2 separate regions of the Homo sapiens genome follow, and region 1 is linked to region 2. The links are chromatin contacts, found by Hi-C or POLR2A ChIA-PET in ENCODE. All regions are on one chromosome and are shown on one strand. Each heading gives the region's core, a stretch centred on a gene start or an enhancer-like site at or near the end of the contact. The rest is flanking DNA. Distances are from core to core; before and after follow the strand shown.

What was found. A loop is a pair of places that touch in the nucleus more often than their neighbours do. ChIA-PET counts read pairs that join two places held with the same protein, here RNA polymerase II (POLR2A). Pooled maps may share reads with other maps.
Region 1: a map of OCI-LY7 shows a loop between it and region 2 (2.9-fold over the local background). The contact joins two enhancer-like sites. A Hi-C loop is called at or near these places in 1 of 168 maps with a recorded cell type or tissue (OCI-LY7), 6 of 37 single-sample maps with no recorded cell type and 6 of 50 pooled maps. POLR2A ChIA-PET finds 5 or more read pairs at or near these places in 1 of 52 experiments (OCI-LY7).

Annotation. Positions count from the first base shown.
Region 1 is chr5:158,808,862-158,815,056 of GRCh38, reverse strand. The region is part of intron 8 of EBF1 (EBF transcription factor 1); the gene reads left to right. Among named protein-coding and RNA genes, the nearest start is that of EBF1, 290 kb to the left of the region's middle. Within about 2 kb of position 2,541, at least 9 of the 41 ENCODE cell types and tissues checked have a DNase peak (open chromatin) inside an H3K27ac peak, as active enhancers do; they include OCI-LY7, where a contact is called at or near this core.
Region 2 is chr5:159,007,898-159,013,850 of GRCh38, reverse strand. All of the region lies in intron 6 of EBF1 (EBF transcription factor 1), which reads left to right. Among named protein-coding and RNA genes, the nearest start is that of EBF1, 89 kb to the left of the region's middle. Within about 2 kb of position 2,655, at least 12 of the 41 ENCODE cell types and tissues checked have a DNase peak (open chromatin) inside an H3K27ac peak, as active enhancers do; they include OCI-LY7, where a contact is called at or near this core.

The DNA.
Region 1 (6,195 bases), core at 1,292-3,791, 200 kb after region 2:
CTCCTATCCTATTGTTCTTATTTTTTTCTTAACACAAGCAAGGCAATTGTGCTGGTATCTTCAACAGACTTTTCAAAAGTTAGCCCAGAGCATATCTTTTTAAAAAATGGGGCACATCATGTATATTTACTTTATAGTTGATTTTCCTTCAGAAACCTGAAGGAAATTTTTCCCATGGCTGGGACACATTCTGCTAGTTGAATTTTAAAAAATGCTGATTTTATTCGATGACTAGTATATTTTCTGTGGGGCTGGCAAGATAATAAGGATGCTGGTAATATTTTATTTATTTGCAAGAATGTCCTAACTCATCTCCCTAGAAATCATTTGTTGACCATATGGGCTCTCTGGCACGTGTACAAGGTGTGGAGGAAGGAGTCCATGAGAAAATGATGAGATGATGAGTTAAACAACCGTTAGGATACTGAAGAGTTTGTAAACCTCATGCTAGAAATAACATGGGAAACCGATTTGGATATAGGGAGGCTAGTTTCTTATATGAATTTCTTGACAAACCTGTAAACTGTGGGAAATTTCCAGTATTTGGTTGGTTGAGCTAATAAATGAGTGAGTCACACCTTACTAATTTTAATAAGCACAAAGTGTGGTGTGTTGTGTGTTGTAGGGGAGATTTGGGGAGGAAAGATTGTTGCTTTCTACTTATATTTTGGCCAGAAATGACAGGACTTTATGTAAAAACTTTTTTTTTAATGAGACAGGGCCTTGCTCTGTTGCCCAGGCTATGAAGTGCAGTGGTGCAATCATAGCTCACTTTAGCCTCAAACTCCTGCACTCAAGCTATCCTCTCACCTCAGCTTCCCAAGTAGCTGGGACTACAGGTGCACTCCATCACATCAGGCTAATTATTTTGATTTTGTAGAGACAGGGTTCCTATGTTGCTCAGGCTGGTCTTCAATGCCCGGGCTTAAGCAATTACATCCCCTTGGTCTCCCAAAGTGCTGGCATTACAGGTATGAGCCAGCCTGGTCAGAACTTTTTTAAGCCTAATTTTTTTTGTCTTATATTTGGTTACAAAAGCATCATAATTCCAATTGCATTGATTTGCCTAATTGATTGTTTCAAACCAAGCTGTCTCTATACTTATCTGTCACAGGAGCTCCCCTCACTTGAGAATTTCAGAGGCTTCAAATGATGTTTATGGGCAAGTGGAAGCTTTGATGTGCTGTTCATAAACCCTTCTTAAGATGAGATATTTAGAAGCAGTGGCCAGGGGTTGATTTTGAAATATTTTTGTTTGACCATTTTCAGTTATATGTGCAGAAATAAATTAAAACCAAGCTCTGCCACTACCTTACTACATGACTTTGAGTATGTACTTTGATTTCTCTGGGCCTCTGTTTCCTCATCAATTAAGGTGGGTCTTGGAAGAGCCCTTCAAGCTCTGATGATTTGTTTTTTGAACCCAGCTAATTCTGTGAGAGGTTCTTTTATGTCTTGAGGGGCTACACACCTGCAGCCTTGGAAAAGTGGCTACCAAAATGCCCAGGTGAAAGGATCCAATTTCCCTCCACCTTGGCCATCTCTGCAGGAGGTTAACAGTTGGTTCTAGGAGGCCTGGAAAAGCCATAGAAATGTGGCATACATAGCCATTGTGCCTTAGGTAGCTCTCACCCTGCATTCTTCTCCCTGGATTTCTTCAGCTGGGAAGGTGTTGTGTACAAGCGGCTTGATAGTTTGCAGTGAGCTTTCAGACCACTATTTCCCATGCAGTAGGTGAGATAATTTTAGAAAATGGAGGATAAACATTTAAACATTTTTAATGGTTGTGTGTTTATGTTAATGCGTAAACAAAACAATAACTCCAACTTCAAAATCATGATCTCACAGCTATTATTGCTTAGGGCAAGACTAAAGTTAAAGAAAAAGTTGATCTAAACAAACATAGCAGCTAAATACTATTAAGTAAATAATAGTGTAAGTGGTACAGGGATAGAGGAAAATCAGGACTGAAGTTTGGGAAATGCTGTTAGAGAGGGCTGTAAGGGTTGGGGGAAGTAATAATTCTTTCAAGTCACCAGGAAACAGTGTAGGACCCTGGGAAACATTCTTTTTTTGAGTCAAATCATTTTTAAAAGAAAGTCCTTTAGGCTCAGTTTACTGTTAGAATAGACTTAAATATCCTAACAGGATTTTAAAAAATAAAACTCCCAAGCTGCTGTTTTTTTATTTTTAAACAAGTAGGGTCTGCATGTCAGAGAGCAGAAATTAGTTTGGAAAGAGGACTTGCATCAGGAGAGAAAATCAGCCAGGGTCCACCCAGGCAGCGCATTATGATAATACATACGGAACCAGCTGGACACTGAGCAAGGCTGACATTGTGTTGTCAAGGGCAGGATCGCCCATCAATTTCTGAGATAGAATTTGAGTTCAGATGACAGAAAGAGCAGCAACTGTGTTGAAACTGATGCATGGGGGAGGGGCAGGCAGGCAGGAACCACCGGGTCTAAAGGCAGGAAGTCCTGGTACCTCCGGAAGGGGGTGGCTCTGTTTTCTCATCTGGCTGCTACCCTTCCTTCTAACCTTAACATCTGTCAGCAAGATCCACCTGGGTCCTTGCATGATTAGAGCCCACTAAAGGGGGAGCTTACTGGTGCTAATTTTAACCCCCAAGAGAATAGAGTGCCTGCTGCTGAAATGGGGGCTAGGTCGACCCAGGAAATGGGACTCCACGTAGCCACCAGTTGTCAACCTAAGAAGCCCATTGTGGGTGTAGTGGCAATTGTTAATAACTTTTGGAAGAATTCTTAACTTTTCAGCTACTCTGTTTAGTTCCTTAACATCTTAATAACACCAGTGATTCCTCTTTAGTTCATTTGCTTATTCATTCAATCATTCATCTATTTAACACTAACACATGTTTATTGACTGACTGCCAATTATATCAGACAATAGGGCTACAGAGGTGATAAGGCAGGGACAGTTGTTAGCATTATGACGTAGACTGTCACATGAGTGTAAGTATTTATGTGCCGATATTAGACAAATAATGGCACACGGAATGATTTAAACTGCAATGATGGTTAAGTGCTATAAGGTACAAATACAGACTCCTAAGAGAGCTTAGAACTGGGGGACTCAGCCAAGTCTGAAGAATCAGGGAAACTTTTAAAATTTTCAATGAGAATGAACAGGAGAGGGGAACACATATTCAAAATTCCACGTGGGGATAAAACATTAGAAGCTGTAGGGAGGGCAAATAGGGAAGGTAGGTTAGGTCTGAGATCCATTTTTGAGAAACTAAACTTGGAAAATTTCCATAGGTTGTTTACTCTTTGACTTTGAGATGTGGTTCCATTGCAGTTTCTTAATCATGAGCTAACAGAACTCAGTGTCCATAAAATGGTAGCATTTAGAGCAGTGTTTTGGGTGATCATGGCCTTACTGTTACGATAGCGGTTGTTAAGTACTTTCTCTGCATCAAGTTCAGTGCTGAGCACTTTGTATGATCTCTTTTAATGCTCTTAACAGCCATGGGAGGGCACTAGTATTATTAGTTTTACTAAACACATTTGGGAAACTGAGGCCATCCTTTAAGGATTTGGTCGTGGCCAAAGTTAGGTTTTTATCTGCAGCTTTTGAATCTCCAAGTAGTTGACACAGGGGTCCTCACCACTGTTTTTTCTTATTGTTTAGTCAGTGCTAACCTCCCCTCCACATTGGACTTCAGACGTGGAGAGAAATTCTCCTGCTATTTGAGCATGTAATATAATACTTGCTTCAATTGAAACAAATTGACGACATTACTCAAAGGCAAATTGAAAAGCCAGATCTATGCTAAATCCCAAGGGTAAGTTAGTTGGCATGTGCAGTGATATATGGGAAGGTGCTTTTCTGGGTTAAGATAAAAAGTCCTGGTATCACGTCACACTATCAGGCACCCCATCTCAAACTCCCTGTGCCAGCCCTGCAACTTGAAATACTCAGTGGACAGAAATGATACTTTATAGAAATTAGGTGGTCATCATTGTTATCAGATGAATATGATGCCATCAGCATGATTTTAGCATCCTCAAAAAAAAGAGATTTACCTGGAGGGACACAAGAGAAAATCTGAAGCATGGATTGCAGGATTGTGGCTTTTCTGCCGGCCTGCCGTGGGCAAGTCGGCTGGGAGATGACCTAGTAATTAAAATCCTGCTTAAACGTATGCTGCTGGTCAGTTATAACAGAAGCACTAACATGGGCAACCAGAGAAAGATAAGAAAAGCGAAACACAAAAGTAACACTCTTGAGCCCACAGGGTGCAGAAATAGATCTGAATGGACTGAGTGCATATCTGAACGCTAAGCATGAAAGCAGAACCCAAGTACTAATATATTTTTATCCCAATCTGTGAAATTAATCAATATTTTATATGCGAACATATGCTCCTGTGTTGCTGGCTTATTTAATTGACAGTTGCAATCAGCAGGATACCAGTTGTTCAAACCCACATTTTTCATCCACAGTTCTGGGGAGAAATGCAGCAGGGGACCCAGGGAACAGGGACACAGACAGTGTCAGATTTGAGGCCTCTTCTCAACCCTTCAGTTTCTTTCATCGTCCTTGGGGCAAAGTAATAAAAATTTCAAGATAGTGCAAATGTTGAATATGAACAGAGAGCAATGTACTTGGGCTACTATTTAGAAGAATGATAATTAAAATGAACGTAGTTGGTACAAATTGAGATCTTTAATTCTTCATTGTTTTTTATCTGTTTCTCTTTTGAACATAGCTGGAGAAGCCAACAGATACTGAGCACCTACTATGTGCTGGGCCTGAGGCAAATGCTGTTGGGTGTATTATCCGTGGGCTGGTGGGTGAGGGGGATATATCCCAGCCAGTTCCAATGTATTGGATCATTTCTTGATAGAGGAAGAAAATATATCTTTGGTCTTTCTTTGCCAAAATCTTCTGGCGGAATCATCAAACCAGCTGTGCTTTTCCAGTAACTATTATGTGCAACAAATCTATAAAGTCAAACCTCATATTCCTCTACCTTTCAACTTTGGCAGAATCCTAGAAACTCTCCTTGATTTGGTTAGCTAAAGGCCTGTGGAATCCAATCTTTGCTGTTTAAAAGAAAAAGAGAGTTGGGGGAAAGTGTTATTAAGGTACTATTTTAGAATAGTCTATTTGTTAGTAAATTGTTATTATTTTCATGATACGTGCAACATTCTATAGTGAAGACCATTGGAATGGACAATGTCCAGATTAAAAATGAAAGTTAAAAGGAACTGCCTGATACTTTAAAAATGTTTCTCATAGTGTTGCTATCGTTTGTGTTAGATGTTCAGACTCAGTGTGTGTTTAGCAGCCCAACATGTAACAACAGAAAAGCTTCTAAGCCTGGAAGTTTGGCAGTATTTTCAATGTTCCTGTATTTAAATTGGCACCTGTGCTATTATATTAGGATGCCATTTTCTGAACTTGGAAATAGAAGAAGGTGGAGAGAGATTTTACTGTAATTCATATGTGGGTCTGAGTCTTAGGGGGAAAATAACTTTACTTGGAAATAGAGTAGTAATATTCTGTAAAGTTAATAAATATCCACCCTCTATCTTGGGGATAAGAAATTGCACAACTTAAGATTTTATGGGACTTTGGCTGTATTTGTATGATTGAAGTGAATATTTTAGCCAAACTGAACAGAAATTTCAGATAAACACCAAAGTTGAAGCGTAGTTTGGGTGTTTTAAACATTTGACTATATCAATCAACATGGATTCTCAAAGTCTCAAGTCCAGTTGAATCCCTGAGATTCAGCTATGTCATTTGTAAAGTGGAATGAGGAACATGGTCTGTTTGCCTACTGCTCAAGGTTGATATAAAGAATAATTAAGATAATGTATGGTAAAACCCTTTAAAAACTTAACAATGCTAGTTAATTGTCAGGTATGGGTTGAGTGCAGAGTACTGTCTACCCAGTTTGTAAATGAATGAGGTCCCTGTCTGCAAGGGATGCGTTGACTAGTTGGGGTGATTTGCCTATGTATATACATGCCCAGCTATAAACACATGCATATATCAAGATGAGTTCAAGGAAAAGTGCAGTAAATAATAAATGGGAAAGATAGGAAGAGTTCACTAAAGGGTTAGTGTTTTGTAGACTGGGATAGAAAGAGACACCTTCATGCAAAAGATGGATCTTTTTGGCAAGTAACTGTTTGGGTGATGGAAGTAAGTGGTATATCT
Region 2 (5,953 bases), core at 1,406-3,905:
GTGGTGTTAAAATTGAACACCTTTGCTTGGGAGGAGTGTGAGCTGGAAGGATAGGTGTGCATGGGACAGAGAGTGTTATGCCTTCAGTTTGGATCAGTCTCAAGGTGTTAGTACAGCCGATAGGGATGGGTGGGGGTGTTAAGCTAAAGTCCTTATTGGTTTCCCACTGGATGAACCCATCTGGATCAGTCTCCACTGCACCACCACAGGGCTCCAGTGGTCTGATCTTCTGCCTCACCAGCCTCAGCCTGGATCTCAGGCACAGCATTGTGGGCCCTCCAGCCTCATTCATGCTCCCTGTACCTTGGGGTCCTTCTGCAATTGGACCCCTCTACCTGGAGTGCCTTCCTTGCCTCTCTGCCTCTTCAAGTGTTCCTCGTCCTTCAGATGCTATTTCCAGGAAAGCCTCTCTGAGTTCCTGAGTTGTCAGGCTTCTTTGTTTTCACTCTTATAACACTGGGCCTGTGTCCTTCAGAGACATGCCTAGAGTCCTCTTAGGAGACTATTTGATTCATGCCTGCCTCCTTTAGTCTGTAAGCTCACTGAGGGCAGGGCCTGTGTCTGCTTTTGCTGACCTTCTTGTTCCCTGTGCTTGCCGTGGTGCTTCACAAATATCCGCAGAATAAACCAATTTGAAAATTCATATATTACTTATGGATCATCCTCTGGTAACTTAGAAGGGCTGCTCAAAAAGGACTTTAATATAAATATATATTTAAAGCTTAGCAGTTGCATGATGGGCACACTGGTTTGCCAGGGCTGCCATAACAAAGTACCACAGACCAGGTGGCCTAAACAGCAGAAATCTATTTCCTCACACTTCTAGAGGCCAGAGGTCTGAGATCAAAGTGCTGTTAGGGTTGGTTTCTTCTGAGGGCCTCTTTCCTTGGCTCGTAGACGCCGTCTTCTTCCAGTGCCTTTGCATGGTCTTCCCCTGGGCATGTCTGTGTTTTAATGTCTTCCTCTTATAAGGACACCAGTCATATTGGATTAAGGCCCACCCCAATGACCTTATTTAATTTTAATGACCTCTTTAAAGACCCTGTCTCCAAGGCTGGGTGCAGTGGCTTATGCTTATAATTCCAGCACTTTGGGTTGCCAAGTTGGGAGGATTGCCTGAGGCTAGGAGTTTGAGACCAACCTGGCCAACATGGCGAAACCCTTTCTCTACAAAACTCTACAAAAAAAAAGTACAAAAATTAGCAGAGCATAGTGGCTTGCCTGTAGTCCCAGCTACTCAGGAGGCTGAAGTGAGAGGATTGCTTGAGCCTGGGAGGTTGAGGATGCAGTGAGCTGAGATCTCACCACTGCACTCCATCCAGCCTGGGTGACAGAGTGAGACCCTGTCTAAAAAAAGAAAAAAAAAAAGACTCTCCAAATACAGTCACATTCTGAGGTACTGGGGGTTAGGACTTCAACATATGAATTTTGGAGTGGAATGGGACACAATTCAGCCCATGGCAGTGGCCATGATTAGACTCTTAACTAATATGGAAGCCAAATGTTCTTCAAATCACATGTCAGCATTTTCTTTTCTTTTCTTTTCTTTTTTCTTTTTTTTTTTTGAGACAGAGTCTGTCTCTGTTGCCAGGCGAGAATGCAGTGGCGCGATCTCAGCTCACTGCAATCTCCGCCTCCTGGGTTCAAGCCATTCTCCTGCCTCAGCCTCCCGAGTAGCTGGGATTACAGGCGCGTGCCACCACACCCAGCTAATTTATGTATTTTTAGTAGAGATGGGGTTTCACCATGTTGGCCAGGTTGGTCTTGAACTCTGGACCTTGTGATCCGCCTGCCTTGGCCTCCCAAAGTGCTGGGATTACAGGCGTGAGTCACTGCACCCGGCCACATGTCAGCATTTTCTAAGCAGAGACCAGGGTCATTGCAGTAAGGTCTCTCTTGGTTAGAGTGATGCAAAGCCAAGTGGCTTCCGAATGACACAGCAAGAAAGTCAAAGAAAAGGCTCCACAAAGGCTATGTGGGCCACATTAAAGCGCAAGATTTATTTTCATTATATTTTTTCTTAGCAGAACCCATCTTATCTGGTTAGACAGGCTTCTTTAGAACCAGATTTTGTTCTTTGTGACATTTGGAGTTAATATGAGGAAATGCTCTTTGTATTGCCCAGTATTGAAAATGTCAGTAAACAAACGCAGCAGTCAGAGAAGGGGGGGTTCTAACAAAAGACATTGTTTCTTGATGCAGGAGGTAACAAGAGTATTTAGAACAAAGGTTTTCTCAAAATAGGCTTTTTAGCAAACTTTGGAGCCCTGCTCTGGTACCCCACCCGCTTCCATTCTGCTGAAACAGCGATGTTGATGAAAATACTTATTATTTTAACCAGCCCCCCAAACTTACCAACACAAACACACTCTTAATTTCAGGGCTGACAGCAGGGCTGGGAAGGTCCTTATAGGATCGCAAAACAACTCGGGCAGTTGAGGGCTTCCGGCAGCCAGCTAACAAAAATATACTCTCAGAGGATGCAGCTCAGGGAGGCGTGGGACCTGCACAGCAGAGAGCCTGAAAGCTGGCCTTTCCGTTTTTTACAGAGCTTCACCCTTCACATCTGGCGGAGCTGTGACAATCAGTGTTAGACCATTTTAGAAATCAGATACCCTGGGTACCAGGAAGTTGATTTGCCTTCAACTTCCTTAAGAAAACACGCATTAATATTTAAGCTGGGTTTTCATAAAAGAAGCGTTGTGCTTGAGATGTGAAATAAAGTTAGGCGGCTGGGAAAACTCCTCCAGATACGGTGACCCTGATGCAATTCAAATCACACTCCAGATTTGAAAAGGAAAGGGAGCAGGGCTCACCCTCCCCGCAAAGTCTTTGTGGCATTTTGTATCTACTGTTTTATGGTGTGTGTCTATAATTTGCAAGGAACTGGACTTTAAGTTGTAACTTCCTTCTCTGTAAACAGAAGTTGGAGATTCACGAAGGTTACTTTCTTAAGTGATCCCAAAAAACACTGTTTATGATTTCCCCTTGGTATTGTTTCTTTGCAGCTTTTTTCAATTAAAGAGCCCTGTGGCGTACATCATCTCGTTACGGGGCTCATGGAGGCTCTTGCTGTACAGGTCCAGCCTTATGCGTTTCCCTGCCCTCCTTTGGATCTACTCCCTGTGGAGCTGACATTGAGATGGTGTCAGATAAATCAGGCAGGACAATTCTGATGGTGCCATCTTGAATGTAGTGTGACTTTAGTATGTCTCTAAAAGAGTTGTGGAGACAAATACAGTTCTTAAAGGGCGAAAGAGCTTTTTCAAAGATCAGTATAAATGGTTTACTTTAAAAATAAACATTTTAAATCACTTTGATCTTAGCTGTCCAAAAGATGCAAACTAGTCATGCTTCTGGGGGGGAGTATTTTCCGGGGTTTTAAACCTAGCATAGACCATTTCCTCTTTGTTTGCAAAAAGATAAATAATTTTTGGAACAATAGAACACAGAAGAAGCAATTGTGTAAATAGTGGACAGGTAATATACTGAAGGTGTTGCAAGAGCAGAAATTGGTTTTGCATTTGCCCATAGAGCTTTTGGTAACCTCTGTAGGTAAGGTTATTTATCCAGATCAGAATTCTGCAAACTACATTCCTCTGTCTGTGTCTGTCCACCCTCCTACTCATCTCCATCTCATCTGCGAGGATATCGTGACTTTTTTTGGTCAGATACCTTATTGAAAATTTGCCCATGACTTAGCATAACTTCTGTCTTTTGTTTCAATAATTAGACTTTACTCTTTCGGGCTGTATACTTTCATGCTCACCTGGCATCATCATTCAAATATGATTTCAGCATTAGCTTAGTACTTAAGTGTCAAGCCTGTATTTGGTATTTTGGTACAATGGTTAATATTTTGAGGATTGCCTGAATTTTAGATTTTGAGTAAGTCATACATAATTGCAAAGGGAGTAAGTTCTGATGCACTTTCAAAATCTAACCACAAATTATGCAGAGATAAAATGAAATAATTTTGAGGTTTTCCACGTTTCTTTTGCATGAAAAAACAAGTGTCAGCTATGCTAATATCACGTACTATATCATCTTTAATTTATTTTTGCTTTTTTTTTTTTTTTGAGATGGGGTCTTGCTCTCTTGCCCAGGCTGGAGTGCAGATCTCAGCTCACTGCAGCCTGGACTTCCTTGGCTCAAGGGACTCTCCTGCCTCAGCCTCCTGAGTAGCTGGGACTACAGGTGTGCACCACCGTGCCCAGCTAATTTTTTTTGCTTGTTTTTTGTGTGATGTCTAAAATAGTTATCTCCTGGATAACAGGAAGTTGTCCTCAGTAAGTCTGCCATCTTTTTCGTATTCATAGTATGAATTCTCACTCTAAAGTTTAAGGAGACATGATCATTTACAAAGATACTTTAAGACCAGGGCTGGCATAGTAAAGAAAGTGTGATATTTTATTGTTAACTGGCTTCTAGTGGCATTTCTTAAACGAGGCTCTTTTGTCAAGTTCCACACAATCACGAGGTTGAGGGTAGGTTTTGAAGGAGGAAATACTGTGCAAGACAATTTGGGTAGTTCTGTGTGGGTCTCTTAACACTATAAAACAATTAACAGAAAACATGCGCTCTTTGTTGGACAGACAGAACCACAAAGTGGACACAGGATTATCTGAATGAAGACATCTGAGTTTTAATATGAGATCTTCAACTAACAAGCTGTGTGACTTTAGGCAAGACTTCTAACTTTTCTGGGGGGTTTTCTCCTTCATAAATTAAAAAGGGCTTGGCTTGACATCAAGTTAAAAATATAATTAAAGTAAATAAAAGCAGAGCTCCTGTAGTTGAGGAGAGCATGAGGCTGGGAGAGCTTTCCACTGGCTGAGCTTCCCCCTGGCCAAGGTCAAAATCACCTCCTACTTCCAGCATCTTACATTCCTTGAGTCTAAAAGAGATAATGTTAATTAGAATTTAAACTGATAAAAGCCATTTTGACATTTTTAAAGTGTCCCTTTGCTAATATTACTTGTTATAGAGGACTTGGAAAATATGAAAATGTTTAGGCTGGGCGCGGTGGCTCACACCTGTAATCCCAGCACTTTGGGAGGCCAAGGTGGGCGAATCACGTCAGGTCAGGAGTTTGAGACCAGCCTGGTCAACATGGTGAAACCTTGTCTCTACTAAAAATACAACAACAACAAAAAAATTAGCCGGGCGTGGTGGTGCATACCTAGAATCCCAACTACTTGGGAGGCTGAGGCGGGAGAATCGTTGAAGCCCAGGAGGCTGAGGCTGCAGTGAGTCCAGATTGTGCCACTGCTGTCCAGCCTGCCTTCATAACAGAGCAAGACTCTGTCTTAAAAAAAAAAAAAAAGAAAAGAAAAAGAAAAGAAAACGTTTAAAAAGGAGACCAAAATGATTTATTCACACCAACTCCCAGATAAATGCATTTGAGGTGTATTTTCTCTTTTTCTTTTATTTTCTTTCATATCAGTCTCCTCATCTGTTTGTTAACTAAAGTGTGTGTGTGTGTGATTTTTAAAAAGATCCTCGCTATTGGATATTTTAGTTATTTCCAGTTTTTCATGGTTATAAATATCATGTGATGAACACCTTTGAATATAAATCTTCAACTGTTGCTCTGATTACAATCTTAGAATAGATTTCTAGACATGGAATTCCTGGGTCAAAAGTTTGACTTCTTAAACTTCTAGTGATCTCATTTTATTTTACTTTTTTTTGGTACCACTTGTTTCAATAGAAATAATCTCTTATTCTTACACATGGAACCATGATGAGTTGTTCAGACTGTTAGGTGAAATAGTATTGAAGAGTAGTGAACCTGAAGCAGCTCTTACATGCTAGCAAATAAAATCTATCTCCCACATCATGATTAAATGGATCATTGTTCACTTGGTATGCTATGGTAGAAAGCTGCTTTCCAATTTGGAGAAAATAACTTGTAAAATCAATTTTAACATTTGTTGGGTGACTGGGATCT